Linked DNA regions of Homo sapiens: region 2 is linked to region 1. Evidence: chromatin loops called from intact Hi-C (ENCODE). Cell type or tissue: heart right ventricle. All regions are shown on one strand. Links, peaks and the distances in the headings refer to the core of each region. The heading gives the core; the rest is flanking DNA.

What was found. Peaks named below come from ENCODE experiments on the same cell type or tissue, not always from the same donor. Only the 100,000 strongest peaks of a DNase experiment are listed, where the experiment ranks them.
Region 2: it touches region 1 in a loop (17-fold over the local background); 3 of 110 quality-filtered maps call a loop at or near these places.

Annotation. Positions count from the first base shown.
Region 1 is chr15:45,987,188-46,002,706 of GRCh38, forward strand. No RefSeq gene overlaps it. Among named protein-coding and RNA genes, the nearest start is that of SQOR, 360 kb to the left of the region's middle. In heart right ventricle, for the core only: no CTCF peak of the experiment used is centred there; no DNase peak of the experiment used is centred there; H3K27ac peaks cover 1,444 bases.
Region 2 is chr15:46,082,756-46,098,274 of GRCh38, forward strand. No RefSeq gene overlaps it. Among named protein-coding and RNA genes, the nearest start is that of SQOR, 460 kb to the left of the region's middle. RefSeq lists a silencer at 12,156-12,450. In heart right ventricle, for the core only: a CTCF peak has its summit at 9,285 (motif pointing right); no DNase peak of the experiment used is centred there; H3K27ac peaks cover 1,448 bases.

The sequences.
Region 1 (15,519 bases), core at 2,458-10,457:
ATACATTCTCACTTATAAGTGGGGGTTAAACAACGAGAACACATGGACACAGGGAGGGGAACAACACACACTGGAGCCTGTCATACTGGGCAGCCAGGGGGAGGGAGAGCATCAGGAAAAATAGCTAATGCATGCTGGGCTTACTACCTAGGGTGATGGGTTGATAGGTGCAGGAAATCACCATGGCATATGTTCACGTATGTAACAAACCTATGCATCCTACACATTTACCCTGGAATTAAAAGTAGCCTGTAGTTTTCATCGGGGTCACCTTTTGTGGTTTTCAGTTCTACAGATTTTGCCAAATGCATGATGTCATGTATCCACCATCATGGTAACACATAACATATAAAATAGTCTCACTGCCCTAAAAATCATCTGTGCAAATCCCCTAATCATCTCTACTCCCTTGACCTCTCTCCAGCTCTGGCAACCACCACTCTTTTTACCTTTTTGCATTTTCCATAACATTTTATTGTTGGAATCACACAGTGTGTTGTCTTTTCAGATTGTCGTCTTTCATTTAGCCATGTACATTTTAACTTCCTACATGTCTTTTCATTTATTTTTAAATGAGCTATATGGCTAAACAATATTCCATTGCATTAACATACCAGTTTATCTATGGAAGGATAACTTGATTGCTTCCAAATTTTGGAAATTATCAGAAAAGTTGCTATAAACATTTGCATGCAGGTTTTTGTGTGGAGGTTTTCAACTCATTTGGGTAAATACTTAGGAACATGTTTGCTGAAAGATAAGAGTATGTTTAGTTTTGTAAGAAATGACAAACCATTTTTCACATTGGCTGTACTATTTTGCAGGTGCGTCAGCATTGAATAAGTTTCCGGCTGCTGTACATTGTTGCCAGCATTTGGTGTTGTCAGTATTTTGGATTTTGGTCATTCTAATAGTTGTGTAGTGGTATCTCATTGTTTTAATTTGCAATTCCCTAATTAAATATAATGTTGAACATTTAAAAACATGCTTTGTGCCATCTTTATATCTTTTTTGGTGAGATACGTATTCAGAGTTTTTGTCTACTTTTTAATAGGGTTGATTTCTTACTGAGTTTTAAAAGTCCTTTATATATTTTGGATATAAGTTCAATTTAAGATACATGTTTTGCAAAATTCTCTCCCAGTATGGTCTTGTCTTCTGATTCTCTTAACAGTATCTTACAGAAAACGGCAGACATTCATATTTTTAATAGTTTATTTCATGGATTGGTTTTTTGTATTGTATCTATAAACTCATTGCCAAGGAGAAGGTCATCTAGATTTTCTCTTGTTTTATCTTCTAGGAATTTTATGTTTTGTGTTTTGCATTTAGGTCTACCATCCATTTTGAGTTAATTTTTGTGAAAGGTATGAGGTTTGTATCTAGATTCACTTATTTATTTTATTTGTAAAAATTCCATTGTTCCAGCACCACTTGTTAAAAAGCATCTTTTCTCCTTTGGATTGCCTTTCCTTTTTTTCTCAAATATTAGTTGACCTCATTTGTGTGGGTCTATTCTTGGGCTCTGTGTTGTGTTCCATTGACTTGTCTGTTCTTTTACTAATACCACACTATCTTGATTCCTTTAGCTTGATAGTAAATCTTGCAGTCAGATAGTGTTAGTCATTTGATTTTGTTTGTCTTTATTATCAGCTATTTTGGATTTTTGCCTCTTTATATAAGCTTTAGAATCAGTTTGTCCATATCTACAAGGAAACTTGCTGGGATTTTGACTGGGTTTGTATTAAATCTGCAGATCAAGTTGGCAGGAATTGACATCTTAAGAATATTTAGCCTTTGTATCCATGAATATGGAATATCTTTTCATTTATTTCAGATGTTTGTTTTCTGTCATCAAAGTCTTTTAGCTTTTTTGGCTGGATGCAGTGGCTCACGCCTGTAATCCCAGCACTTTGGGAGGCAGCACTTTGAGCTGGGCAGATCACAAAGTCAGGAGATCGAAACCATCCTGGCTAACATGGTGAAACCCCGTCTCTACTAAAAAAAAAAAAACAAAAACAAAAACAAAAAATTAGCTAAGCATGGTGGCGGGCACCTGTAGTCCCAGCTACTTGGGAGGCTGAGGCAGGAGAATGGTGTGAACCCAGGAGGTGGAGCTTTCAGTGAGCTGAGATTGTGCCACTGCACTCCAGCCTGGGAGACAGAGCAAGGTTCTGTCTCAAAAAAAAAAAAAAAAAATTTTTTTTTGTTTTCCTCACATAGATCTCATATGTAATTTTTAGATTTATGTCTAAATATTGAATTTTTGTTCCAGTTTAAATGGCATTATGCTTTTAATTTCAAATTTGAATTGATCATTCAGTTGACTTTTACGTATTAAGCTTTGTATCCTTTAAGCTTGACATACTCATTTATTCTAGGGGCTGTTTTGTCAATGTTTTTTTGGAATTATTTACATAGACAATAAAATCACCTGTGAACAAATAGTTTTAGTTCTTCTTTCACAATGTGTATAGCTTTTATTTCCTTTTCTTGTCATATTGTCTTTGCCAGCACTTTTAGGAAAATATTGAATAAGAGTGGTGAGAATTCTTGGTTGACATTTCCTTTTTCTTTCAGCACTTTGAAAATATCATCTCACTGCTTCTGGTCTCCTTTTTTTTTTTTTTTTTTTTTTTCTGATAAGTCAGTTGACATTTTTTATTGAGTTTCCCTTGTATGTGAAAAGTTCTTTTTCATTCTCAAGATTTTCTTTTGGCATTTTAACATTTTTACTCTGATGCATCTATTTTATATTTGCATTTATGTAATTTGGATTTCACTGAGCATCTGGCATGTATAGATAAATGTGTTTAATCAAGTTTGGGAAATCTTAAGCTATTATTTCTTAAAATACTTTTCTGCACATTTCTGTCTGTCCTCTCCCCCTGGAGTTCCCACTACTTTCATGTGGGTATATTTAGAGGTGTCCCACATTTCTCTGAGGCTTTGTTCATTTTTTGCCTTTTTTTTCCTGTTCTTCAGAGTGCATAATCTTAATTCATCACTTAAAGTTCACTGATGTTTTTTCTGACATCTCAAGTATATAGTTAATTTCTATATACTTGAGGTTATTGTATTTAGGTTGTTGTATGTTTCAACTAAAACAATGTCCATTTGGTTCTTTTAAAATAATTTCTATCTCTTTTGATATCCTTTATGATGAGACATTATTGTATACTCCTTTACTTCTTGGAGCATTATATTCCTTAGTTTGTTGTTGTTGTTGTTGTTGTTTTGTTGTTTTGGGTTTTTTTTTTTTTTTTTGAGACATAGTCTCACTGTGTTGCCCAGGCTGGAGTGCAGTGGTGTGATCTCAGCTCACTGCAGCCTCCACCTCCCAGGTTCAAGTGATTATCCTGCTTCAGTCTCTCCATTAGCTGAGATTACAGGTGTGTACCACCATGCTCAGCTAATTTTTGTATTTTTAGTAGAGACGGGTTTCCGTATATTGGCCAGGCTGGTCTCAAAACTCCTGACCTTCGGTGATCCGCCCCTCTCGGCCTCCCAAAGTGCTGGGATTATGGGCCTGAGGCACTGCGCCCGGCCTTTAGTTCTTTGAATGTATTTATAATAGCTGCCTCTAAGTCTTTGTTTGCTAAATCTGGCATATGGGCTCTTTCAAAGGCTATTTCTGTTGCCCTTTTTTTCTTGTGTGGGTCACACTTTCTTCGTACTTTGTATTTCTCATAAATTCTGGTTGAAAGCTTGATATTTTGATTGAAAGCAACTCTGGATACTTATTTTCCTACTACTTCTCTGGGGCTAATTGTTATTTGCTTTTTTGCTTGTTAATTTCTTTAGTGACTTTGTCTGGATTATCTTAATGAAGTTTATTTCCTCCAAACTGTGTAGCCTCCAATGTTGCTTCTTAAAAGGTACAACCTTGGGAATGTGCATAGTTGCTCTGACCCCCTTACCTCCCACTCCAAGGATGACATAGGTTTTAGCCACTCTCTGAGTGTCTCTTTCTCTGATCTCCCTGTTAAGCTTTTATCTGGTTTGCCTCTATTGGTTTCACACCCAGTTGTTAGCGTCTAGTAGTTACTGATTGCTCTAATGTTTTCAAGAATATCCTAAAACATAAATTGTTCCACAGTCTGAGCCAATTCTTGGCCACTTTGCAGAGGTAGTCTTTGAGGCTTGTTTCCCCCTCAGGAGATCTCTTTTTAGCTGTATCTTTATCTGATTCTCTCTGCTAAATGATTTGGTCTATGATTTTGCTTGTTGCTATCACAGAGCTACCCACCAATTCACTAGTTGATTAATTGCTCATCACTTATTAATTGCTCATCATTTATTTTATTTTTTTTTTGAGATAGAGTTTTGCTATTGCCCAGGCTGGAGTGCAATGGCATGATCTCGGCTCACTGCAACCTCTGCCTCCCAGGTTCAGGTGATTCTCCTGCCTCAGCCTCCTGAGTAGCTGGGATTACAGGCAGGTACCACCATGCCTGGCTAGTTTTGTATTTTTAGTAGAGACAGGGTTTCATCATGTTGGTCAGGCTGGCCTTGAACTCGTGACCTCAGTTGATCCACCTGCCTCAGCCTCCCAAAGTGCTGGGATTACAGGTCTGAGCCACCATATCTGGTCCCAAATCTCCATTTTTTGACATTATCCTTTGCTTGAAATTCCCTGTTCTGTTCAAATTAAAACCAATTCCCTTAGGGAAAACTTTTGAGCTCTCTGTTGCTGTTGCCTGCTTCTCCCCCATGGTAGAAATTCTGTGTCATTACTTCTGGGGGCAGGGACTGTAGCCTGCTTCTCGAAGAGTGATAGCCCTCCTCTGCAAGCAGGTCGATGGTAAGAGCAGTAGCTCCTGGTCTTCCTGGTTTACCTCTTCCTGTATGAAAGGTCCACTGATGCAAGGCTAATCAGAGCTAGCATTCTCTTCCTGCCACACCCAGAGTAGACTTCTACCCTATAAGTGAAGGCTAGGTAGAAGAAGTCTGGGAGCTGGGGAAGGGAGAGGGATCTTTTTCTTGGCTGTGTACATCCAGAGTAGAGCTTTCATAGCACAGAGCTGAGGGCAGGGGGAAGGGTAAAGGAGCCTGTCATAATTGAAACGTGACAGACTGTCATCATTTTATAGAGATTTAATGGATTTTCTTGAATAAACATTCATACACTTGCTGTATTCTGGAAATTTTTAGAAATTTTAATTTTCTTAATAATTTTCATCATTAATAGTTTTTCTGAGAAAAGCTCTGCAGAGTTTCTCACACCACCATTGAAGAAATCTTGCCAAGTTCATTTCTGTTCCTGCTTCCATTTATTTTATAATCTCATGTCCCCCTAACCCCCTATAACAGTTTCCTGATTCTTTTCTTTTGAATCAGGAAAACAGAATGTGCCTATATTGGACTGACTTTCTGATTCAGGCACTTCTGGAATACTTGGAGAGCTGTGTGAGGGAAGGTCTTCCAGGACTGTACTTGCCAGAGGAAGTGAGGAAGGCCGCTAAGGAAGACTCACTGAAGGGAGGATTGAACAACTCCTCTTCAGTCATAGGGTAGGTGGAGGGTGTCTGTGACTTGGATTTGAGAGTGTGAAACAAAGTTGGGAGAAAGAAAATCTCTGTGGATACAAGAGGGTGGAAAGTATGTTTTGTAAGTTGGAAAAGACCATCCCTGTAAGCAATGGGCTTTCTAGGGGATCCAAAGGTAGTAGGCAGGGATGTGCTGCTTAGGAATGCCTGGGCACCATCTCTGTCTTCCCTCCTCCAGATGCAGGTATGGACATATTGACATATAGTTTAGTTTAAAAACTAGTAGATGTTGATGTCAGGAAGAACCTCCTGAAAGGGAAGCATCAAGATCTTTGGTCATTTGTGATTTCTTCTTTCACAGAATAAAATACCTGTGACTTAGCACACTAAGGCTGTAAGATATATTTCACACGCACAAGGCTGCTTTGCAGCTGCAAGCCAGTTGGTGTTGAATGTGGATGACTGTATGAAACCCACTGAACCTTTGAGATGGAGACTCTCACAGGGGAGCCTCCTAGTCAGAGTTACCACAATTTATGATGCCTGAGTTGAGCGAAAAGGGAAAACTGGTGCTTTATTAGGTTGTCTCTGTTTCGGTTATTGCCACATAGGGAAGTTAAGATGTGGAATTCATATTTACTTCTTGGCACAATGAAATTTAATTGTTCACCAGCATCAGACATTAACAGAAGTGGTTTTGGCATCTTGAGGACTTTAGCCCTGTTTCCCTGGTAGGAGGTCTGCCAATGACTGTTTTTTCTGACAAGCTCTGAGTGCAAAAGGAAGGCACCCATGTAGCTTTGCACAGGTCTTTCCAGCCAAATAATAGCAATGACTTATAATAACAACTTTTTGAAAGATTACTATATGCCAGTAAGCATTTTGCAGTATCACTGAGAAGCAGGTGTTTTTTTTATTAACCTCATTTTATAGATAAGAAAACTGAGATACAGAGAAGTTGAGAGACTTGCACATAGCTTGATCAGGTCTAGCAAGTGGAAAAGGAGGCAGTCTAACTCCCAAATCAGCACTTTGGCCCATTGTATTATACTTCCTTTGCAGAGATTTTCAGAAAGAAGTGTCAATGACCCTGGGAAGATCAGAGGATGATAAGTACCAGGGGAAACTGTTTTACTAGTTAGAGTGATCTCAGTTCTTTTTTTTATACCCTTGGCTAGGTTGTCCTTGGGAAATACTATTTATACTTGTTAGTATTTTTGCCTTTTTTTTAACTTTTAGTTTTTCATCATGTGGAACATAGCATTTATTAGATAAACATTTCACATTTTTGTTCCAAATTGCTATACTTGTCATGAGTATTAAAAACCATATTTTCTTTAATCACACTTTTATAGACCTTATCTAATATGAAAAGGAAGTTGACAGAAAAATTGGGTAATTTCTTTTGTTATGATTCTCATATACACACCAAGAGAAAAACATTATTCCTACTATATATGTTTATGCTCTTCATAACATTTCTACTATTTTACTTATCCACCTTTGAAATGAAGCAATTAAATTACATTTCCCTATGTTTTATTGTCAACAGATAATCTATAACCCACTATATGGTGTTATAATGACATTATTTGCCCTTTTTCTAAGCAAGGAAAGTTACCATTATTTACCACAGAGTAATCATATTTGGAGTGTTCCAGAAAGAACTCTGTTCTATACCATCTGCCCAAGTTACTTACTGACACTCTTTTAAACTGAGAACTCTCCAAATGTGTTGCCAGCTGATTTTTCTTTGCACTAGATCTATGCATCAAATACCAACTGGACACATCTGATAACACTGCCTGTGGCAGATGCTGCCATGCGTTGTCCACATTCCTGTTTTGGAATACAATACCCATGACTCCAGCTATGAGAGTATTGACAGCTGTCAGCCATCTTTAGGGATTGTGTTGGCTGAAGAGTTATCTCACTCAATGTCACGTCCCTTTTTTGGGTCAGCCTCCTTCCAATGAATGCTCAATATAGGGGTATAAGTGCCCCACAAAAGTGGGTACAACTCTGAGGGTAATTCCATTTTTGGTACTTGTCATAGGGCTGGCTGAGGCTTCCTTGAGATTGCATCGATGCCCACCTTCCTCCTCTGCTCAATTATGCTACTTTCTCTTCCCTTCACCGTGAGTTGATTCCAAGTGCACTCTCTAATAAGCCTTCCATATGCTAATCTCCACCCCAGAATCAACTTCCTGGGAAACTCAGCTTGCTATACAGACAGCTATCTCAAATATGATGTGCCTATAACTTAACATACATTCAGGGAACAGGATGAGGGCTTCTCCTCTGTTTCCTAAACTAGATCATGGTATCCAGTCTAACACTCAAGTTAGAGACCTGGGAGTTCCTTTGGACTCTTTTCTTCATCACTATTATTGTTTTGGTTGCCAGTTCTGTTGATTTTCTTAAATTCATTTCCAAACATTTCCTCCTCTTTCCATTCCCACTGCCACTGCTATGGCTGAAGTACTCACTATTTCTCATCTGACAAGAGCAGCGGTCTTATAACTTACTTATTTACAGATGTGTAGCAGATGCTGTCAGGGCCCTGCTATATCCCCTTAACACTTAAACTGTTTCTATACTTGCCAAGGGCTTGTTACAGCAAGCACCTGACACTCTCCCCCAGAGCTTTTTCCAGCCTCTGCAGACAGCTAAGTCTGTGCCATGGGCAGACGGAAAGGGCTGAGGGGTGGGGGCGGTGAGCACTCCCAGGAACAGCCCTCAGCCATTGATCAATAAGAGTTGTATTATGAGGGGAAGAGATTGAGACCATCCTGGCCAACATGGGGAAACCCCTTCTCTACTAAAAATACAAAAATTGGCTGTAGTCTCAGCTACTTGGGAGGCTGAGGCAGGAGAATCGCTTGACCCTGGGAGGCAGAGGTTGCAGTGAGTCGAGATTGTGCCACTGCACTCCAGCCTGGTGACAGAGTGAGACTCTCTCTCAAAAAAAAAAAAAAAAAAAGTTGTATTATGAACTGAACTTGGGTCCACTTGCTTGCCAAAAGCAGCAAAACCAAACACTGAAAATGATATTTGCAGTGAGAGAAATTGAGGCATTTATTGCCAGGTCACCAAGCAAGGAGAATCAGGTAGCTAATGTTTAAGACTTGAACTCCTGATAGCTTATGTGTATGGGTTTTTAAAGGTGGGGAGACAGGTTACAGACAAAGTCACATTGGTTTTGCCCAAAAAGGCAGGATACTTTGAAGCAGGATCTTATGGGTTGTAGGCAGATTCAGAGATTTTCAGATTTGCAATGGATTAAGGAAGCAAGGTGTTTTGTCTAAAATCGTGGGGTCAGCAGAAAGGAACGTCAAGGTTTTGTCTGTCAGTGTGACTCTCTAGGTCGCTTAGGAAGAAATTTAGAATACAGAACAGCAGTCAAGAGTTCAGTCCTCAGTTCTCCCTTATCTGAGGTCTACCCAGGTTTCTAAAAACAACTCCAGAACCACATGTTACAATGTCGTCTTTTAGTTTCTATTGGGATCCAAAACACCTTGTGACTCTGACTTGCTTAGAAGGCTATTGTTTAAGTTATTAATAATTTATTGCTTATTAGTTGCTCATTTATTCTAAAGGCTAGCTAGGGGCCTGGAATTTCCCTGGAAGACACTCAAGATTTTTCCTTTATTTCCATGTGTCGAAGGTGGGGTGGGTTACCTGCCTTGTCTCAGCTGGCTAATAAATACTCAGATGGGTTTTTTACCTGATCTCTCAGAAGTCACCTGTGGATTTGAACTTTAGTTGCCTACAATAATAACCTTCTCAATAATGTATCCTTTACTGACATGCCTTCCCAGTTTTACCTCTTAATTCCCCTATCAGTGCTTCCTGGTATCACTTCTTCTAGGAACTGGCTGTGAAAACAATATTGCCTTAGGCAAGGTTGCCCCAGAAAATGATCCTGAGACAAGGATTTCAGTGCGAAAAGAATTATCTGAATGAAACATATACATGTGATCATTTCATTGTCTTACTTAAAAATTTAGTCTGCTACAGGGTAAGGCCCAAAGTCTTCAACATGACATCTAAGGCCCTTTATAGCTTATGGCAGGATCTTTGCTGGTCTCTTGAGCTGGCAGATCAGGGTCATGGCCTTCTGAATAAACCACAGTCATCTCTCACTAAGAAGATAAGGTCTTAACCTGCCAGGACAAGCTGGTCCAGGCTAAATGTAGGGTACATCTTATAGCTCTGAGAATACTGCAAATAATTCTTCATTGAGCCAATTAATAAAGTAACCTTCTTTATTCTGTACATAAAAATGTGAGCTTCTCAATAACACGTTGATGAAAAATTTCCCACTCTTACCCTATTTTGATGAGAGTTGCATAAAAGTCTTATTAATTTTTCACGGTTAAGCATTTCTTGCATAATGGTTGATGAAATTTCAGAGCTCACAGGAGAACTACAATGGGAAAACAGGCAGTTTTTTCTTGTTTGTGCCTTTAACATAGCCTCTACATTTCAAATGGAAATGAAAGCCAAAGCTAAATTTATTAGATTAGTAAACAAGGCAAGGTAGTTCTATTCAATGAACATTTATGGAACACCTAGCATACAATGTAATAAGAGACATCCAAGAAAGCTATTAGGACCAGGTAGGATGAATTGAAATAGACTAAGTATGAGTACATGCAAAACAAACAATAATTATGAATTTCTCCCCAAAGCCTTATGCTGAACCATTATTTAATCCTGTGTACATTGTAAGTTTTCTCCAATTTACATGTAACAAACAACCTTAAATAACTTAGCCCACAGTCTCAAACTTAAATACCATTTCCCCAGGATGACCCTTTTTAATTTTTATTTGATACATACTATTTATACATATTTTTGGGGTACATGTGATACTTTGTTACATGCATAGAATGTGTAATGATCAAGTCTGGGTATTTGGGGTATCCATTACCTCAAGTATTTATCATTTCTATCTGGTGGGAACATTTCAAGTCCTGTCTGTTTTGAGATACACAATACTTTGTTGTTAACTACAGTCACCCTACTCTCCTGTCAAACATTAGCACTTATTCCTTCTATCTAACTGTGCGATTGTACCCATTAACCAACCTATCTTTATCCCCCATCCCTCTCCACACACAAACTTTCCAGCCTCTGGTATCTATCATTCTACTCTCTATCTCCATGAGATTAGCTTTTAAGGCTCTCATGTGAGTAAGAACATATGATATTTGTCTTTCTGTGCCTGGTTTGTTTCACTTAACATAATGATGTCTAGTTCCATCCATGCTGCTGCAAATTACATAATTTCATTTTTTATGGCCAAATAATATTTCATTGTACATATACCATATTTTCTTTATCCCTTTATCTGTTGATGGACACTTAGGTTGATTCCACATCTTGGTTATTGTGAATGGTGCTGCAATAAACATGGAAGTGCAGGTATTCATTTGTTATTCTATTTTTCTTTTCCTTTGGATAAATACCCAGTAGTGGGATTGCTGGATCACATGGTAATTCTAATTTTAGTATTTTGAAAAATCTCTATACTGTTTTCCATAGTGTCTCTACTAATTTATGTTCCCACCAAAAGTGTATAAAAGTTCCTTTTTCTCTGCATTCTTGATAGCATCTGTTTTTTTGTTTAATCTTTTTATTAATAGCCATTCTGACTGGTCCAACATATCCCATTGTGGTTTTAATTTGTATTTTCCTTATTACTGAATAAGTGAAAAAATGCTGGTGAGCATTTTTTATACACCTGTTGGCCATGTGTATGTCTTCTTTTGAGAAGTGTCTTTTCCTTTCCCCACATTTAATTTTTTTATTTGTGTTTTATTTAAGTTCCAGGATACAAGTGCAGAATGTGTAGGTTTGCTACATAGGTATACGTGTGCCATGGTGGTTTGCAGCACCTATCAACCCGTCATCTAGGTTTTAAGTTCTGCATGCATTAGTTATTTGACCTAATGCTCTCCCTCCCCTTGCCACCTAGTCCCCTGACTGGCCCTGGTGTATGTCATTCCCCTCCCAGTGTCTGATTGTTCTCATTGCTCAACTCCCACTTATGAGTGAAAACATGTGGTGCTTGGTTTTCTGTTCCTGTGTTCGTTTGCTGAAGATGATGGCATCCAGCTTTATCCATGTCCCTGTGAAGAACATCATCTCATTCCTTTTTATGGCTACATGGTATTCCATGGTGTATATGTACCACATTTTCTTCATTTGGTCTATCATTGATGGACATTTGGGTATGTTCATGTCTTTGCTATTGTAAATAGTCCTGCAATAAACATGTGTGTGCATCTGTCTTTATAGTAGAATGATTTGTGTTCCTTTGGGTATATACCCTGTAATGGGATTGCTAAGTCAAATGGTGTTTCTGGTTCTAGATCCTTGAGGAATTGCCACACTGTCTTCCACAATGGTTGAAATAATTCCCACCAACAGTGTAAAAGTATTCCTATTTCTTCACAGCCTCCCCAGCATCTATTGTTTCTTGACATTTTTGCCATTCTGTTTTTGCCCACTTCTTAATGAGATTTTGTTTTTTTGCCATTAAATTGAGTTTCTTTTATACTCTGAATATTAGTCCCATGTCAGATGAATAGTTTGTAAATACTTTCTTTCAGTATGTAGGTTGTCTCTTCGCTCTGTTGATTTTTTTTGGTGTGCAGAAGATTTTTAGTTCGATATAGTTTCATCTATTTTTTATTTAGTTGCCTGTGTTTTTGAGGTCTTCTTTAATGAAATCTTTTCCTAGACCAGTGTCCTGGAGTGTTTCCTCTGTAAACTTTTAGTAGTCTTCCAGTTTCATGTCTTACATTTAAGCCTTTAATCCATTCTGAGTTAATTTTTGTATATGGTGAGATATAGGAATCTTGTTTTATTTTGTGCATATGAATATCCAATTTTTCCAGCACCATTTATTGAAGAGGGTGTCCTTTCTGCAACGTATGTTCTTGGCACCTTTGTTGAAAATTGGTTGGCTATAAATATGTGGATTGGGGTTCTCTATTCTGTTCCATCTGTTTTTATACCAACCATGGTATTTTGGTTAGTATAGCCTTGTAATATATTTCAAAGTCAGGTAATATGCCTCCAGCTCAGTTATTTTTGTTCAGAATTGCTTTGGCTAGTTGAGTTCTTTTTTGGTTCCATATGAATTTTAGGATTGTTTTTTAATGTATCTATGAAAAATGACATTGGTATTTTGATAAGGATTGCATTGAATCTGTAGATGACTTTGAGCAGTATGACCATTTTGACAATATTCTTTTTTTTTTTTATTATACTTTAAGTTTTAGGGTACATGTGTACAATGTACAGGTTAGTTACATATATACACATGTGCCATGTTGGTGTGCTGCACCCATTAACTCATCATTTAACATTAGGTATATCTCCTAATGCTATCCCTCCCTCCTCCCCCCACCCCACAACAGGCCCCGGTGTGTGATGTTCCCCTTCCTGTGTCCATGTGTTCTCATTGCTCAATTCCCACCTATGAGTGAGAACACGCAGTGTTTGGTTTTTTGTCCTTGCGGTAGTTTGCTGAGAATGATGGTTTCCAGCTTCGTCCATATCCCCACAAAGGACATGAACTCATCATTATTTACAATAATCTTTTGATTCATGAGCATGGCGTATCTTTGCACTTGTGTCCTTATCCATTTCCTTCATCAGTGTTTTGTAGTTTAACTTGTAGTAGTTTTCCATCTTCTTGGTTAGATATACTCCTAGGTATTTTATTTGATAGCTATTATAAATGGAATTATTTTCTCAATTTTTTTCCCAGGCAGTTCATTTTTGGTATATATTAATATTACTGTTATTTGTTGATTTTTTTGTATTCTGTAAATTTACTGAAGCATTTTTCAAATCTAAGGTTTTTTAGTGTAGTCTTTAGGTTTTTCTGGATATAATATGTCATCTGCAAGAGGCACACTTTGACTTTTTCTTTTCCAGTTTGAATGCCTTTTAGTTTTTTCTCTTACCCAATTGCTCTGGCTAGGACTTTGAGTACTATGTTGAATGAGAGTAGTGAAAGTGGACATCCTTGTCTTGTTTCAGTTCTTAGAGAAAAGGCTTTCAGCTTTTCTCCACTCAGTGTGATGTTAGCTGTGAGTTTGTCTTATATGATCTTTATTATGTTGTGGTATGTTCCTTCTATTCCTAGTTTGCTGAGAGTTTTTATCAGGAAAGGATGTTAAATTTTATCAAATGCTTTTTTTGCTTCTATTGACATAATTATATGATTTTTGTCCTTCATTCTGTTGATGTGTCATGTTTGTTTATTTGCATCTCTTGAACCATCCTTGCATCCCTGGGGTGAATCTCACTTGCTCATGATATATCATCTTTTTGATGTGCTGTTTGATTTGGTTTTGCTAGTATTTTGTTGAGGATTTTTTATCTATGTTCATTAGGGGTATTGGCCTGTAGTTATCTTTTTTTGTTGCATCATTGTCTAGTTTTGGTATCAGAGTAATGCTGGGCTTGTAGAATGAGTCGAAGAGAATTCCCTTCTCTGATTTTTTTGGAAATAATTTGAGGATAGTTGATATTAGTTCTTCTTTGTGAGTTTGGTGGCGTTTGGCAGTGAAGCCTTGTGTTTCTGGACTTTTCTTTCTTGAGAAAGTTTTTATTACTGATTCAATCTTATTATTCATTATTGGACTGTTTAGGTTTTCTATTTTTTCCTGACTCGAACTTCAGGAATGTATCCATTTACTCTAGGTTTTCCAGCTCATTAGTGTATAGTTTTTCATAATAGTATTTGATAATCTTAATGACTTTCTAACCCCATAATTTGTTTTCCAGTGTATTAGTTTGTCTTGATAAACATTAAAATAATTTTTAATTGCTCATTTCTCTTTTCCAATTTTGATGCCTTTTAGTTTTCTCTCTTGCCTGACTGGACTGTAAGTTTTCTCATGGGACTGCAAGTCTCAGGAGGATGTGGACCATATCATTGTTGTTTACCATGTATTTTTAGTACCCAACAGTGTGCTTTGACACATGAGGGTTCTATACATATGTATTAAATAAATGGATAGTTCAACATGGGAGAATAAGGAATTAATCTCAGGTCTGACTTCCTATCCTCATTTTCTTTATGATACACTATACTTTCAGCAGATTAAGAAGCAAAGATACTATAATGCATATCTATAAAATTGGTGCTGAATTATAAGTTGATTGGCAGTATGTAATTGACAGCACACTGATAAAACCTATATGCTTTTGTGTAATTTTGTTTATAAATGTTTGTTCATGCTTCATGGACTATGGAGGCAGACAAGATTCTAAGCTAGGAATTTCCTCATGCAAAGATTTCAGGACATGGGCTTTTCAGTGATGAACTTTCACACACAAAGTACATTAAATCTGTGAACTACTTATCTAAAACCATTCACCCAACCTTTCATTTATTGATCCCTGGCTTAGCCCATGAGAAAATTTAATATTTTCCCATGACAATTGTTAGCATTGAGGCTTAATCTCATTTAGGCTTAATTCTCACTTTATGGCTATAAGATGGCTTTAACAATTCCAGATAGTGCAGGTAGACAACATTTGGCCAAATAAAACTTTTTTTTTTCCACAATAGATTCTTTGATTTTGAACTAGGAAGGAAAACTTTCCCGGAAGCCTCCTGTAAATTCTCAGGGAAATCTGGACTGGAGTGGGTCCCATGCCCATGTTTTAGTGAACAGGGGAGTGAGAAAATGCTTATCTGGCATTGTAAACTTCTTCATCCACCTTCTTTTTTGTAGGTTTTGTCTTTTATTACAGCATAGACAACCAATGGTGTCTCCTACAGGAGTGCTTACTTATTGCAATGGACCAACTTTAAGTTTTTATTAAAGGGTTTGATTTTACAGATGGTTTTCATAAGAGTTGAAGGAGATTTGGTAATTTAAATAATCTAATGGTAAAAACAAAGCAACAAACAAAACTTGTTCCTTATATTTATCTCTCCAGTATATCCTAACATTTTTCCTAATTAGTTCCATTAACTCATTTTGTCTGGGTTTTT
Region 2 (15,519 bases), core at 2,485-10,484, 96 kb after region 1:
GTCTAGGAAAGCTGAGCTTTTGAACAAGGCTCTGTCATTTATTATCTGGTGCCATACGACATTGTAAAATTACCTCTTCATTTTACAGATACTGAAACTGAGGCTTGAGAGTCAAAATATATCTGCATCTTAGGATCATTGTGAACATTTTGTTTCTGTAAGTCCCTTATGACTTTGGTACATCATAAGTGCTTAAACATTGGATGTTATCTAGTCTAAGTCTTGTTTCTTTAATTGTAAAAGTTTTTATTGGGATATGCAAGCAGAAGATCAAGTTAATATTTTATGCAAAATATTTTATATAAAATACTTTTTAAAAATTTATTTTGGCACCGGCTAAGAATTTGTTAGTCATAAAAAAAGGAAGGTGTATTTTTTAGCTTAAAGAACGTAAGGTTTTGTTTTAAGACTTGTATCCAAGTTGAATGCAAATAATGATTCTTTATGGTCAGAAGGATTTGTGTCAAAGAATCAAGAATAGCTCAAAATTATTTTATCTTTCAAAAGGAGATAACAGTAATATTAACATATTAGACACAGACTCATTGAATAAAGTGTTAGCGATGCAATACTTGTTCCTTTCTTCAATTTTATCAGTTTGCAAAATTCATGAGGTTAATAAGTATTAAAAATCTCATTACTCTACCATATCAAATAGGGATGTAGCTCCAGGGTGTAATAAACTAGTTCTATTGTTGAAACTCCATCAAAAAGCAAGACTGCACTTACACAGCATTATAAACTCGCCCATATCTCTCTGCATTCAACTTAATGTAATGAAAAATATTACATATGGGGTTTCTGAAAGCTCACAATTCAAATCCTGAAACTCATTGACTTCGAGTATAAAGTTATAGCAAGTGGCTATTAGATTTTCAAAAGAGATTCACTGTCAGCAAAATGCTATTGGTTTAGCTATAGATATACTAGGAGGTTATGCCAATAGCCATATTTGCCTTTTTAAAAAAAAAAAATGTGTGACTATGCCAAAGCAATACTAGTTTCCAGTAATTTACATGGTGTAACAATTACCCCTCCTTCCTGCAGGGGATATAAAGCAATATTGATAGGGTATAATAGCTGTTCACCCGCTTTCAGAAAGAAGATTCCCTGGCATCTACCTATATTGATTCCACTAACTCCCCTTCCTGTAATTTTCTGCCTCAGACCCTCTCGGCTCACTCCAGGAACCCACATCACTCTTAGCTAGCTGTCAACCACACTACTGGCTGTCTCAAATGTCACTGTTTCAATAAATAAGATGAATTACGATTAGAGATTCGTTTTGGGGTTCTTAACTGGAAAAGAAAACTGGGGAAAATCCTACATATAAATTTGAGTCACCTTAATAGAATATGAAATATTTGTTCATCAGGTTTGAGTTAGAAAAGACAAGCATAGAGGATATATTGCTTCCCTACAAACGTCTTTTTGACTCCTAAGGAACTCCTAGTTTTTGGGGAGCAGGTAGGGGTTCATCTATGATTTTGGGGAGGTTAGGCTCTTACCCAGCTGATAAATTATGATTTATAGGGAAACACTGGTCTTTTCTTTCAGAAGGAGAAGCCATCCTCAGCAAAGCCTTAGGAGCAATAGGTCTTTTGCTCCTTCCCCATTCCTCTGTCTGGAACTCAAATGGGATGCTTGGAGACCAAACTGAAAAGCTTGTGGACAAAATCCAACATTTTAAAGATGGATGAGTAAAATTCCTGGGTCATAACATCAATGTTGACCTAAGCTCTAGAATTTTTATTGTGTGAGAAAAATAAAACTCTATTTTAAAATTCACCTCCACATTGGATTTTCTTGTAGCAGGAAGCATTTCTAGGGAATATAGTAGCTGACAGGCATTCGCAGTCTTAGGCCACAATTTATTCTCCATTACCAGCATGTGTTTTTAGAACTGGAATCCAGTGCTTTCTACCATGGCTGAATGTGAGCAGACAGCAACTGAACTTTGTCTAAACCTGCATCTATACTATTTTTATTTCTCAGGCTCTCAGAGGGTCTGCATTCATAAGATGTATATGAAGAAACTGATATATACTTCATTAAAAAGGAAAGGCTACTCCTTAAGGTGGCTTCACAGGCTTGTTGGGGCTCATAGGATAAGAAGAGATGATATACTCATGCTTACAGGTTGCACTAGTCTGTGCATTATTATACTATGTTGCTTACTTGAGAAGCTCAGGCATTTGTGTTCTTCCTGGTTCTCTACATTGCCCACTTTGTTCTTGTTTCATTCTGATTCATGTACCTTATATCTAGTCACCTTTCCTAAGTGTAACAGGTATGAATTTCACAGGCCACAACAAATTGAAAACATGCAGTCATATATGTGTGTGTGTGTGTGTGTGTGTGTTTAGAACTGAACTTACCTTATTGAGTCCCCATTAGGTATGAATATAAAATATTCTAAACACTTCAAATCATTGAATAAGTTGATCATTTCAGGCTTAAACCAGGATTAATCCAGGATTTTTATCTTCTTTCTACTCCTGCTCCCTGACGCTTCTTACACTGATGACCAGGGTACTAAGAAAACTTTTAAAACCTAGCAGTGCTTGGAGACATCAGATGAAGTTGTGCCTGGCTTGCTCTATAGTACTCCTCTGCCTCCTATATCTTTGTCCTGGACAAGTGCAATGCTGTCCTTACTGGTCTTTCAACACTGTTTTTACTGTGTTGTATACATTGGTTTACTATTCAAACACTACAGAAAGATAGAAAATTGAATTTCAAGACTTCCCCAGCTCCAGTCCTACTACCAAGAGGCAATAATGTAATACTGATTTTATGTTTGCATCATAACTTTAAAGCTGCTAAGTCAAGAAATAAAAGAGTATTTAGACAATGTATTGTCTCTGCTGGAAAAAATGAAGAATTTACTAAATTTACCCAACCTCTTACCTCTTCTACCAAATCTGTTAATTATAGTTACAGAAAAGATTGTAAATGTCAAAACTTGATTTAAAAATAAATTATAACTAAGTCTTCCATGCTTTGGTTTATAGATTCAACCCATAGATAATGAATGACATTTATCATATTATGCAAATGTTCTTTTAAAACCAATTAATATGAATGGATTCTTACAGAAGCAGACAATCTTAGATTATTGAAACATTGTTGCTTCAAAGGAGAATTTTCCAAGTGTTAAGGTCTAATATAGCCTATTAATTTTCTTCTGCCTAACTTTTCTGGGTACTCATAACGATCTTCTTCTTCTATGATGCTTTGTGCCTGGGGGTGGAATGTTTCCCCCTGTTGTTTAAATCCAGAGAATACTGCATGCCCCACCCCGTGCATTTTCCCCCTTATATCCCATTCATATTTTGAGGAAAGTACAATAACGGGGATTGTTCATAAAATATCTCATTGAGTGTGCCTGCTTCTTATTAGTACCTTAACTTTTAAATCTGTACACAGCCAGACTACATAGAGAGTAGAAGGATAATTACCATAAGGCTGGGAAGGGTAGCGGAGGGTGGGGTGGGGGGAAGGTAGGAATATAAATGGGCACAAAAAATAGAAAGAATGAATAAGAACTACTGTTTCATAGCACAATAGGGTGACTATAGTCAATAATAACTGAATTGAACATTTTAGAATAACTTAGAGTTTAATTGGATTGTTTGTAACTCAATAAATGTTTGAAGGGATATACACACATACACATACACACACACACACACACACACACAGCCAAACTGTCACTCACATGTGAAGGTATCATCAGTCCAAAAATTTCACTCAGAACTTCAGTGCACTGAATGGAAAGACAGCAACAAGACAAGACACAATGGACAAACATTGTTGCTAAAAATCTGACACCAAGTAGGATTATTACTTATAAAGAAATTTCTTCCTGAAAGTTGGTATAATTTAGATATCCAAATAAGATAAAGTTTTCGTTGTGTTTAGGTATAAGTCAAATTTTGTTCTTCCTACTCAGTACTTGGGGGATCCTTTCAATCAAAATGTCTGAAATTAAATTAATACAGCATTAATCTAAGTAATACATTTGTGGAGTTAAAAAGTCAAGTAGTGCTAAAAGATTCAAGAAAAAAAACAATGATCTTTTTCTCTACCTGGTCTCTCCCACTTTATTAGTGCACCCTAGAGGGAACCACTTCCAACTCTTGGCATTGCATCTGAAATTCACCTCCGTGTGGGTAAATAATATGTGTTTTATTTCTTGATTTATTAGTTAGGATATTACATCCTATTGTGGATGTTGATGAATTAGTCCAACTGCCTATCCCTGACATTAGTCTATACAATCTTGTAACTTTCTCAAGATCATTATCATACATTTTTTGTCAAATTCAGTTGGCATTTACAGTATGACTACAGAAATACTCCTCTCTGCTGAGCCAGGTAGTATACTATAATTACGATTCTCTTATTGTTCAATATTTAGTTTTCCATGTATCTATTTTCTAAAAAGTTCAAATGAGCTGTCAAATACCAACTGTTTTTTCTAAATCAAAAATTGAGATCTAGTGTGCTTTTTATTTCCTAGATAACTTCCCCCTTGCAGCCTTCTATTCTCTAGCACTGTCAGGATTGATTATTCTCTGGGCATGACTTATTACTCATCTGAGACTTCATTTCTCTGCTCTCCAATGTTCAAGCTCCTCTTTCCTGAATCAAAAGCTCCTCTTTTCATTCAGGAAAGCTCCTCTTTCCTGAATAACAACAATCTTACTGTTGTTATTGTCATCATTGTTTACAACCTTGGTTTGATGGAATGCATCCTTCATTAGTACCTGAGACAAAGTGCATGAAAGGTATATTTTAGTTCCAGGTCTGAAAATGTCTTTTTCAACCTGGATTCCTCTGCCTATGCAAACCACCAATCAAGTGTGAGGGTAGACCACCATTTTTTTGGGTCAGAATTTTGACGATATTTTGCTATTGCCTTCATATATCTAGTGTTGATGTTAAGAGTTCCAAAGACATTCTGATTCTCATTTCTTTTTTTTGTGACTTACTTCTCCCCTCTGGAAAATTTTAGGGTCTTATATAGTCTCTGTTGTTTAGTAACATAAATTTGAGTCTTTTGTAGTTTTAGGCTTTTACATGATTTTAAAGGGTAGCTGATTATGTTCGTTTTTCCTTACTAAGATTAAAGACTGACATCTTCAGAATAGAATATCAGTTTTAATGCACAAAAGAATGAACCTATGTATACAGTCAATACCACACTCATATTCAAACAAACATGTTGGTTCAACCCCATATTTACAAGTTTATCCCACAAGTTTATATGTACAAACTTGTGATGTCTTAAAGCACGAGTGTACAATGTATTCCATATGTAGTATTAAAATGAATGCACTGTTATTTTTCTGTAAAAATGGAAAAAAGGGTCTATCATACTCAATTCCAAACAACCAAAAAGGCAAGTGAAAACATTTTAATGTAATTAATAATGTCTATATAGGATATACAAATGTATATGTATAGGAGACTGCTTTATCATTGAATACTTATTATATTGTAAGCTTTATGAGGAAGGAGTTTGTTTCTAGCTAAATTTTAGAATGTTATATATATGATTTAACACATAAAATATATTTACATATAGATGCATGTAAATATGTGTATATATAAATATATAAATGTGTATATATTTATATTTACACACATGTATATATGTGTATATATGTGTATATAAATTACATATATACATATGTGTTATAAAGCAAATGTATATACTACATAGATACATATAATGTGTAATATATTTATATACATATGTGTGTAAATATAAACAAGTTATATATTTATATATAAACATACAACATATATAAAATATATGTAAATATATAAATTATTATATAACCATAAATATATATATATTTATTACTGCTGGGTTACTACTGCAAGAACATTTCCTGCTAATGGCATCCACCCAACTTTGAGAAGTACTCTCATTCCTTATACTTCTACAAGTACTTTTTTCCAACTTCTCACATTCTTGCGACTTACTCAGAATAGAGCGTAAGCTTACACATTCACTAACATCCTTATCTTTTTCTAATTCTTTTTAGGCATTATTTTCTTATAAATGATTTTTAATTCTATAAAATGAGAGGACACAGATTTATATCAGAAGAGATAAGGCCAAGGGAAATACTATGTTTTCAGAGGCATGATTAGCTCCTTTAATACTTTTGTTATTTGCTCAGAAAGTGACAGAAACATAATCCTGAATGGAATGTCTACTGCAGCTCTCATGAATGACTTGGTGGTGCATATAGTCTTCGGTATCTGGGGAATACAAGTACATAGAGGAAACATGACTAATTTAGTTTCCTGCCTCAGGAAAATCAAAGTTATGGGTAAACACTTGGCTCCTGTAGACAAAAGTTAGTAAAACAATGGCTTCTATTCTACAGATTTATTTGACTTAACAATTTTCTTGCCTGTAGAGTTAAGAATTGAGACAAAACCTTACCTAGTTGCCAAAGAAAATTCCCAGGGCATAATCTGATCTCAACATAAGGCTTTTGTCACAGGAAAAGAGACACAAAAAATGACAAATGCAGGTACAGTCTGGATGGAACACAGCATGCCTTTCTTGAAATGGAAAGGACATCTGCTTGTTGCCTATTTGTATATGCTTCCCATTCACTTTAATGCTTAGAGAATAAAACAGATTGGGGATCTTGGGAAACAGGGTTCAAACTATAAGAATCCCTACTGGCTGTCCTGTAGAGAGTTAATAGCTAATGTGGATAGAGGCAGTGACCAGCCTCCATTTCATCTTCCTATTGTCTGCTAGAGCAGCATGTAATCTATTTCAGGCATCTGCAACTGGAGGGAAAACATGCCAATTATTTTTATTGATCTAAAGCCTTCACAGGTGGGACACCTTGCCAGGGTGGCATATGGAAATTTAGATAAGGAAATGATTGCAGAGACACGAAAAGGGCTTTGCTATTCGGAAGGAATGTGTAGGCCTTAAAAAAAATGAACAGACACTTGGTATTCCAGAGCTTAAGAGCACCAAAGATGAATTATGCAGTCGCAGCAATGGAAATTGATTACTAAGCCTTCGATGAGTCACATGCCTTAGGAATTAAGTACCCCAATCTATTATTGTCAGTATCCTGATGGGTCAACCAGGCTGTGAATGGGAATTTGCATTAAATTGATTTGAGTGTTTTTTCTTGAACTAACATCACTCAATCAAGGGACACATTCAGACAGAGCTAGATAAGTCTGACTGAATTTGATTTGGAAAAGCAGAGTAGCAAGGAATTAGCAGGCAGAATTTAAAAATGCCATAAATCTGGCATTGCAAACTGGGCTGGGAAAAGCAGGTGACCAATCTCTGTGCCACAAACAGTGTATAAAATCAAAGCAAATTTGTTTCTCATCTCCGTAGCATGTTGACATAGTCATGGATTGCAAAAATCATCAGGTAACACAGAGGGCTGCTTCCATAAGATCTGATCCAGAAACAATGAAGTATTTGCCATCTATTCAGGGCCAAGAGTCTATATTTCTAGCATACATTTGCTGTGCAATGATCTTTTGACCCCAGGAAAGTCACTTACTTTACATGTAAAGAAGCTTTATGTGAAGAGGGTAAGTAAACTAGATGACCTCAGATCCACTCAGGTTTAACACTGTGTGATGATGTGGGTCCAAAAATATCAAGTGACAAATTTCACTTAGACATTTGATGTTCTTTGCAGTTTAGATGCCGGGATCCACAAGGAGCTTTAGTTGTAATGTGTACCCTGTCATGACACATAAGTGATGGTTTAGGGAGGGCATAAATCCCCAGGGGCTATGGTGGGTTGGGAAGTTTTGAGATGGATTTTGAAAGACACTGATTGAGGCATTGATGCTCAAAATGATTTGGATTCATTAACAAATTGTGAATAAAGTAAGTTCTTTTTTATGTACTATTAACCATTCACCTACATATGCTAATAAGGATTCAGTTATTTTCTTAGAATGGTAGGGAAAGGGCATTAAACACTTACAGGATAGTCATTTACAGTAAGAGTAAAATGTGAATTCTCAGAGAACCTACATCATCTTTACATTTTAGCTTGATCTAGAAAACACATGTAACTTTGACGTATTGTAGTGTTGTTCTTAGTTGGTTGAAGAATACTTAGAATGATCATAACTCACTAATGTTCACCTGTACTAACCACTAAGCTAAAAATTTGGTAACATGAGGTTACTGGTTTACTGATCAGGCAGGACTTGGGGGAGTAGTAGATGTCCTGTTATCAGTGTCTAGAGTCTCTTTCATTTCCATTCTGTCTGTTCCTAGGATTGTCATGGTAACATTGTCATGGAATCCTTACTGTTGATCACTGCCTGGCAGAAGTCTGACAAGTATTAGAATATAGGCTGTATTGCTCCATTCCCCTTTTATGGCTCCCTCTGCTATTGCAAAATATAGAAATCACTGACAATGAATGTGTCTTTAATCATGCTGTAACTTAGTATTCATAGAACATACATCTTTAGATGTTTAGGTTATATATTTGCTTGGTTTAAAATACAGGAAATGTTTCTTAAAGATCAATACCTTAAAAATTACTTTATCCCTTGAAATTTGCTCTTAAGCAGAAGTTGGTAAACTTTTGGAGACAAATCATTTGCACAAGAAATCTCATCTTCTGAATATGTTACCATTTGAAGCTATAGCACTCAATATTTTTTCCTCATGGCAAATTAGGGTTGTTCAGTCAAACTCCATTCAGGTTGAAGCACAGGTTCTATTGAATCCTTGTTTGAACTAGAAATCTAGCTATTAAAGTCCACAACAGTACACTAAAGATAAAATTACTGTGTTATAATACCCTAGTGAATGTATGGAGTGTATTGAAGCCCAAATGACAAAGTTAGATAGAAATCACGCAAAAGAAGTTGAGAATCCATTTTCAAGTATGTAAAAGTGTAGTCAGGAAGTGATTTTCAAATAGTATGAAATGTGTATATCATCCTTGTCTATTAAACCTATAGAAAGAGCCTGGGGAAATAAATGTAGAGATAACACTATTTGTATTACTTCCAGTACCAAGGGGAGATGATCTTAGACTCAATATTCAGTAGGTCTTCAGACATGTTTAGGATGCCCCAGGAATGTGCAGATCTGCGTTGGAAGGGTAGAAACGGGAATGAAAGCAAATGGTAAGGATCCATGGAACGAAATATGGGGTGGAGATAGCAGCGTTTCCACCAAACTTCTATCGAAATTGGTAGAAATTAGTCTGGAAAAGTATTTGATTAACATTTCCTCAGCCACTAGGGGGCCTCAGTTGAATGTGTGTTGTTTATCTCCTGGCCCTTCTTCCTCAAGCTGCGCTGCCTCCCCATTCTGATCCTAGAAAGATAAATTGCTGGTCAGTGTTTATACAGATGTCATGGTCCCAGTTGCCAGTTGCATCTATAGTGACCTTCAAAGAGAGGAGACAGAAATAAGCGAGAACGTAGGCTCACTTTTGTGGTTCACCCTACTTAAGAGGGACTGTATTTCTGAATAACAAAATCCTACAGGTGACCGGGCGCGGTGGCTCATGCCTATAATCCCAGCACTTTGGGAGGCTGAGGCGGCGGGGGGGTGGGGGAGAAATCACCTGAGGTCGGGGGTTCGAGACCAGCCTGACCAACATGGAGAAACCCTGTCTCTACTAAAAACACAAAAAATTAGCCGGGCGTGGTGGCGCATGCCTATAATCCCAGCTACTCGGGAGGCTGAGGCAGGAGAATCGCTCCCGGGAGGCGGAAGTTGCCTTGAGCCGACATTGAGCCATTGCACTCCAGCCTGGGCAACAACAGCGAAACTCCGTCTCAAAAATAAATAAAAAATCCTACTGGCTGCTTTTACGTATGAGGTGCGGTGTTGTGGAAAGTCATAATTTTTCAAATAAATCCATGTTTATACTTTAACCATTAAGTCATGGAAAATAATGATAGCCAGGAACCAATCTAAAATTCAGCAAAAAGAAGTCAATACAATATTATGTTCTAGGTTCTAGAATGTATGGAAACCATATCAAGCAACAATTTAAGTCTGGGGTAACTATTAAACTCTTCAGAGACTTTCCCCTGGAGTGACTGAGGCCATGATTACCATGCCCTTCTCTGGCTAGGGTTGTAGGAATTTTTCCATTTATAGTGATAATTGGGCAACTCAGTTCCAAGAAGTACCCAAGTCGGCCACCTGTGTAAAAGCAGTCCTAACTCCTCCTCATGATCAGGGTCAAGTTCCTCTACCAAGATTGTGACTTTTTTCTTACTTTCTAATTCCTGGATACAAGTAGGCCAAAGTGCCCTTGAGCCAACTATAGCTTACCATTCAATGAGATACTTGCTATGTTTTGCATGAAAGTGTTAGCACTTTGGGCATCAGAACCTTTCCCTGCAGCAACTTTGCACTGTCCCCTTCCTGAAGACGAAATATTGTGTTTGATTTACCCCTTTGGCTATTGGTGGGGCAGTTTTAGAAGCTTCCACGTAGCCTGTAGGATTAAAGATTTCACAGGGGAAAGCAGCAACCCTAATATAGAAGTTTCACCAATTGTCAAACATGCTAAGTTCAATTATGTATCCTGGAAGTATGGAGATGATCACCATATAGGTCTGCAGATCAAGCTGACCCATTGTAAAGTGGACATTAGCCATTTATTATCTGGCCCTTATGTGCTTCAACTCTAACAGAGGGCCATCATACTGCTTTGGGCTTCCAGGTTTCATTGTCAATTCATACCCATTTTCAAACAATCCTTAAAATGTTTGGGAATTCTCTTTTTCCTCAATGTTTAGTTTCCTTGAGTAAATGGCCAAAAGACCCTTTGGGGAAAATAATCAAATATTACCATGTATAGTACCTAAGACTTTGTAGGAATCTTCATAATACAGACTGGGTCTGAAAACTGGTTCACATCTAGAAATTGCATAATGAATTATGACTTTTTAATGGGGTGCCCTCCCTCAGACTCCTTGACATCCATCATTTATTTCCTTTGTTGGTACAAGTTGAGTAGTATCCTTGTTGGCTGCCCGCCTGTTTTGCTCCTAGGGTGGTTGCTATGTTCCATCAACCATCAACACAGTTTTTTGTGAGTTAGGTCCCTTTGATTGCCACTCCAGTCTTTCCACTCACCATGATAATTGTGGCCTTTTGGCTTGGCTTCTATGTTTTGGGGTCTTATCCCCTTTACCATAACTAAGCCAAGTTCCGTAACAACATTTCCAAACATCATGCCTGATGTATAGTGTAAAGCTGCTGTTTCACATCTTAATGAGGCTGGTGCCCTTCTCAATAGCATTTTTTTTTTCTGGTATTAGTAAATGGTGTCTGCCATGAGCTTTCTTCTGGAGTATATCACCTGGCAGGTCTTCAAGTGAATATAGTATAGCCATTCTACCATGCTGCCTTTCCTAAGTATTTTAATCCATTCTTCAACCATCTTCCATGTAAAAGCTAGGATTTTGCTTCTCCAGCATAGGCCATTTTTTCTCTGTATTTCTAGGAGTCATGGTAGTAACAAGTTCATACTATTTCCTGGAATTCTTGCTAAGATGTTAAACTGTGTATCTCTCCCATGTCAATATATTTCTTACCCAATTTTAACTCCCTGGAGATGGAGTGAAGAGTTTATTGACTTGGGGGTATTCTGGCCCCCTTAAACCAGCACTGTTATAATTCAGCCTCATGTGTATGCCCTTGATTTCTGCCCATGCATTCTGGCTATACTTTGCAGGTCCTTTGTGGCATAGTCTCTTTCTTCCCTCTTCAACCAAGTATATCCTTGGGCTATGCTGTCAGCTTTGACAACTGACTGCCATCTTGTTCTAGAGGCTGTCTTTGTGTTCCATCTACTGCCAGTGATGGGGTCCTCATTGTGAGCCAGGCAGCCAGCAGTGCTTTAGCTCCAAAGCCCCATCTTATCACCCACTCTCTGACTGTTCTCAATACCAACTCTCTTAGTTTTGGTTTTCTGAAAGGAAACACTGAGATGAAGTTTGGGGTATGTTATATTTATTAGGAATCAATACCTGTGAAAGAAAAGTGAAGGAGGCATGATTGGGCAGAGGAAGAAATAAAAATGAGAGGCAGGCCCAACAGAGCTTTAGCTAACCTTGCAGAGAGCTCTGGTGCAACGACTGCACATCAGAGTTGCATAAGTCAGGAAGGAATTGCCTCTTTTATATTTCTTTACTGAATTTCCAGGTGTGAGCTCTCTGGGGAAGAGAATGACCTTGGGCAAGGCAGCTCTTTGCGGGCAAGGCAGCTCTTTGCAGCCAAGGCAGACTTTGAAGGAGCTGACAGCCAAAGGCTGTTTGCATTATCTATTGTGATTGGTAGACATGGGAAAACTCCCTCCTTCTCCCTGCTTCAAGGAAGGACTTCCTGCCAGGTTGCAGTCAGGAAACTGTACTTTTTGTGCCAGCATTTACTTTTGAGAAGTTAATGGCAGGGGTCGCATGGTAAAGGGAAGTGTTGAAGAGGAAGGGATTTTCTTTCTAGATATGGTATGGTGGGGTACTATCTCTAATTTTAGTGAAATTAACTTTAGTTCTGGCTTGACTGCACCCTAGTTCTACAACTTTTTCCAAGACAATTTCTCTTTCTCCATTAATGGTCGAAGGAGTGAGTACAAAAATGCTGGTCGGATCAGCTCAGAAACCATCTTGCAAATGCTGTCAGGTTACTTCACATGAAGTGCTCTATGAGAAATGAAAACTGTCAGCCTGTGCTTGGGAATCCATACGTTTCATTGTCAATACTTTTTCAGCTCTGAAGTTTCATAGAAAGGAAAGAAGTTGCTTTCCATTCCTCTCTTATACTTTCTCAAATTCTGACACCTAGAACCCTATATGTAGTGGTTTTCTCTTGATGTTTTTGCAATTTGTCAGGGCCCGAAGCCAAGCAGCTTTCTTTGGTGACCATCAGTTCTAGAATTACAACTTTCTGGGGTATATAAATAAGTACTTGTAGCTTGGTGTGGGAAGTCTTGGTATTTTTACATGGAAACATATCTCATGGAAGCAAATCTTTGCATAAGCTTGTTGAAAATAGTTTAAACACATTTTCTCTATGGTTTTCCAGATGGTTTTCTTGGTCACAGTGATTTTTTGTTTTTTTTTTTTTTGCAGAGAAGAATCCTATATTTATGATTATCTATATAGTAAATCTATAAAAATATGGACTAAACAGTATACTTGGCTTTTGTAAAAATACATCAATGTTCTCATACTGTGTATCTTCTGGCACTTACTTCCTCCTGCCTACTTTCTCCCATTTAGTTTTTAAAGAGCTACCTTATCCATGTTTATATACCTATCATATGTATATTTGTGTGTATATAAATATGTATGTAAATATACACATAGGTGTGTCACACAAACATATCTACTGAGAAATTGATTATAGCCCAATTTATCAATTTTTTAAAATTGACATCCAGGTGGATTCCTATTTTTCACTATTGTACATTTTACTGTGATAAATGTCATATATATTCTTGTACAGACACCCATAAGATTCTCTGGAAAGTGTTTCTAGAAGCAAAAATACATGTATTCCATGATCCAGAAGCAAATTTTGAGAAAGCAATTTGGCAATATGTCCTAAAAGGCTGTGCCAATTTATAGTCCTATTAGTAGTTTGGTAACAAATCTGAAAATTACAACTCTCAGTTTTGTCAATCTGATGTCTCTCTATATCCCAAGGTAAATTTATTTTGTATTACTTCGATCAATACTTGGATTGAAGGTCTTTTATGCCCACTGGCCATTTTGATGTTTTCTTATTAATTTTTCTTGTCATTTCTGCCCAGTTTTCTACTGGTTGCCTTTTCTTATCAGTTTCTAGGAATTCTTTAATTACACGAATTTGATCCTTTAGTGTTCTTGTTCCAATTATGTTTCCCTTGATCTGTGGCTTGTATATTTTACATTTCACAGTAATTGCACGTATTACATAAAAAGCAAATAGTTTAAACACATTTCCTTAATTAACTTTGTTTGGTTTATCTAGGAAGCCCTTTCCTAGTGTGTGTTAATCAAGATATTTGCCTATGTTTTCTTTGTTTTTAATTTTTTTCAGACTTAGGCCTCCTGGAAAATTCTTTGAAAAAAAAAAAACTATTCAGTCCATCTCAATAATTGTTTTTATGATGGGAGGTAAGGATCTGAGATTTACTGAGTAGTTCTCCTCCATTAATTAGTGTTTCCATCTCTGTAGATACCATACATTTAAGCCTTTTTTGTGCTTTATGTTTGGTGCTATCGGTCTGGTTATCACCACTTCCAAGCCCCTTCTACTGCAGCATACACAGTCTATACTCAGACCATACCAGTTAAATTACTCTGGCTTTATTTTAAATCTTCTATGAGGTATGGCAAATGCCTTCCTTATTTTTTAAAAGTGAACACGCTATTTTAATTTGTTTATGTGAATTTTATAAGTAGCATGTTTAGTTCTATGAAAAATCCTCTTAGAACTAAATCGCATTTAATTTACTATTTATTTGTGGGAGAACATTGACCATCAGGTTTCATAGTAATGGATGAGAAGACTCAAAATCCTCTCTCCCTTTAAAGTTTTAATAAGGTTAACAAAAGAGCAATATAATTCTTCCCTTAAAATTCTTAGGAGCAAAGCTAATATTAAATCTTTTAGGTTTTTTTTTTGTTTTTTTTTTAGTATTTATTGATCATTCTTGGGTGTTTCTTGGAGAAGGGGGATTTGGCAGGGTCATAGGACAATAGTGGAGGGAAGGTCAGCAGATAAACATGTGAACAAAAGTCTCTGGTTTTCCTAGGCAGAGGGCCCTGCTGCCTTCCACAGTGTTTGTGTCCCTGGGTACTTGAGATTAGGGAGTGGTGATGACTCTTAAGGAGTATGCTGCCTTCAAGCATCTGTTTAACAAAGCACATCTTGCACTGCCCTTAATCCATTTAACCCTTAGTGGACACAGCACATGTTTCAGAGAGCATGGGGTTGGGGGTAAGGTTATAGATTAACAGCATCCCAAGGCAGAAGAATTTTTCTTAGTACAGAACAAAATGGAGTCTCCTATGTCTACTTCTTTCTACACAGACACAGTAACAATCTGATCTCTCTTTCTTTTCCCCACATTTCCCCCTTTTCTATTTGACAAAACCGCCATCGTCATCATGGCTCGTTCTCAATGAGCTATTGGGTACACCTCCCAGACGGGGTGGCGGCTGGGCAGAGGGGCTCCTCACTTCCCAGACAGGGCGGCCGGGCAGAGGCATCCCCCCACCTCCCGGACGGGGCGGCTGCCGGGCGGAGGGGCTCCTCACTTCTCAGGCGGGGCGGCCGGTCAGAGATGCTCCTCACCTCCCAGACGGGGTGGCGGCGGGGCAGAGGCACTCCTCAGTTCCCAGACGGGATCGCGGCCGGGCAGAGGCGCTCTTCACATCTCAGACGGGGCGGCGGGGCAGAGGCGCTCCCCACATCCCAGAGGATGGGCGGCCAGGCAGAGATCCTCCTCACTTCCTAGA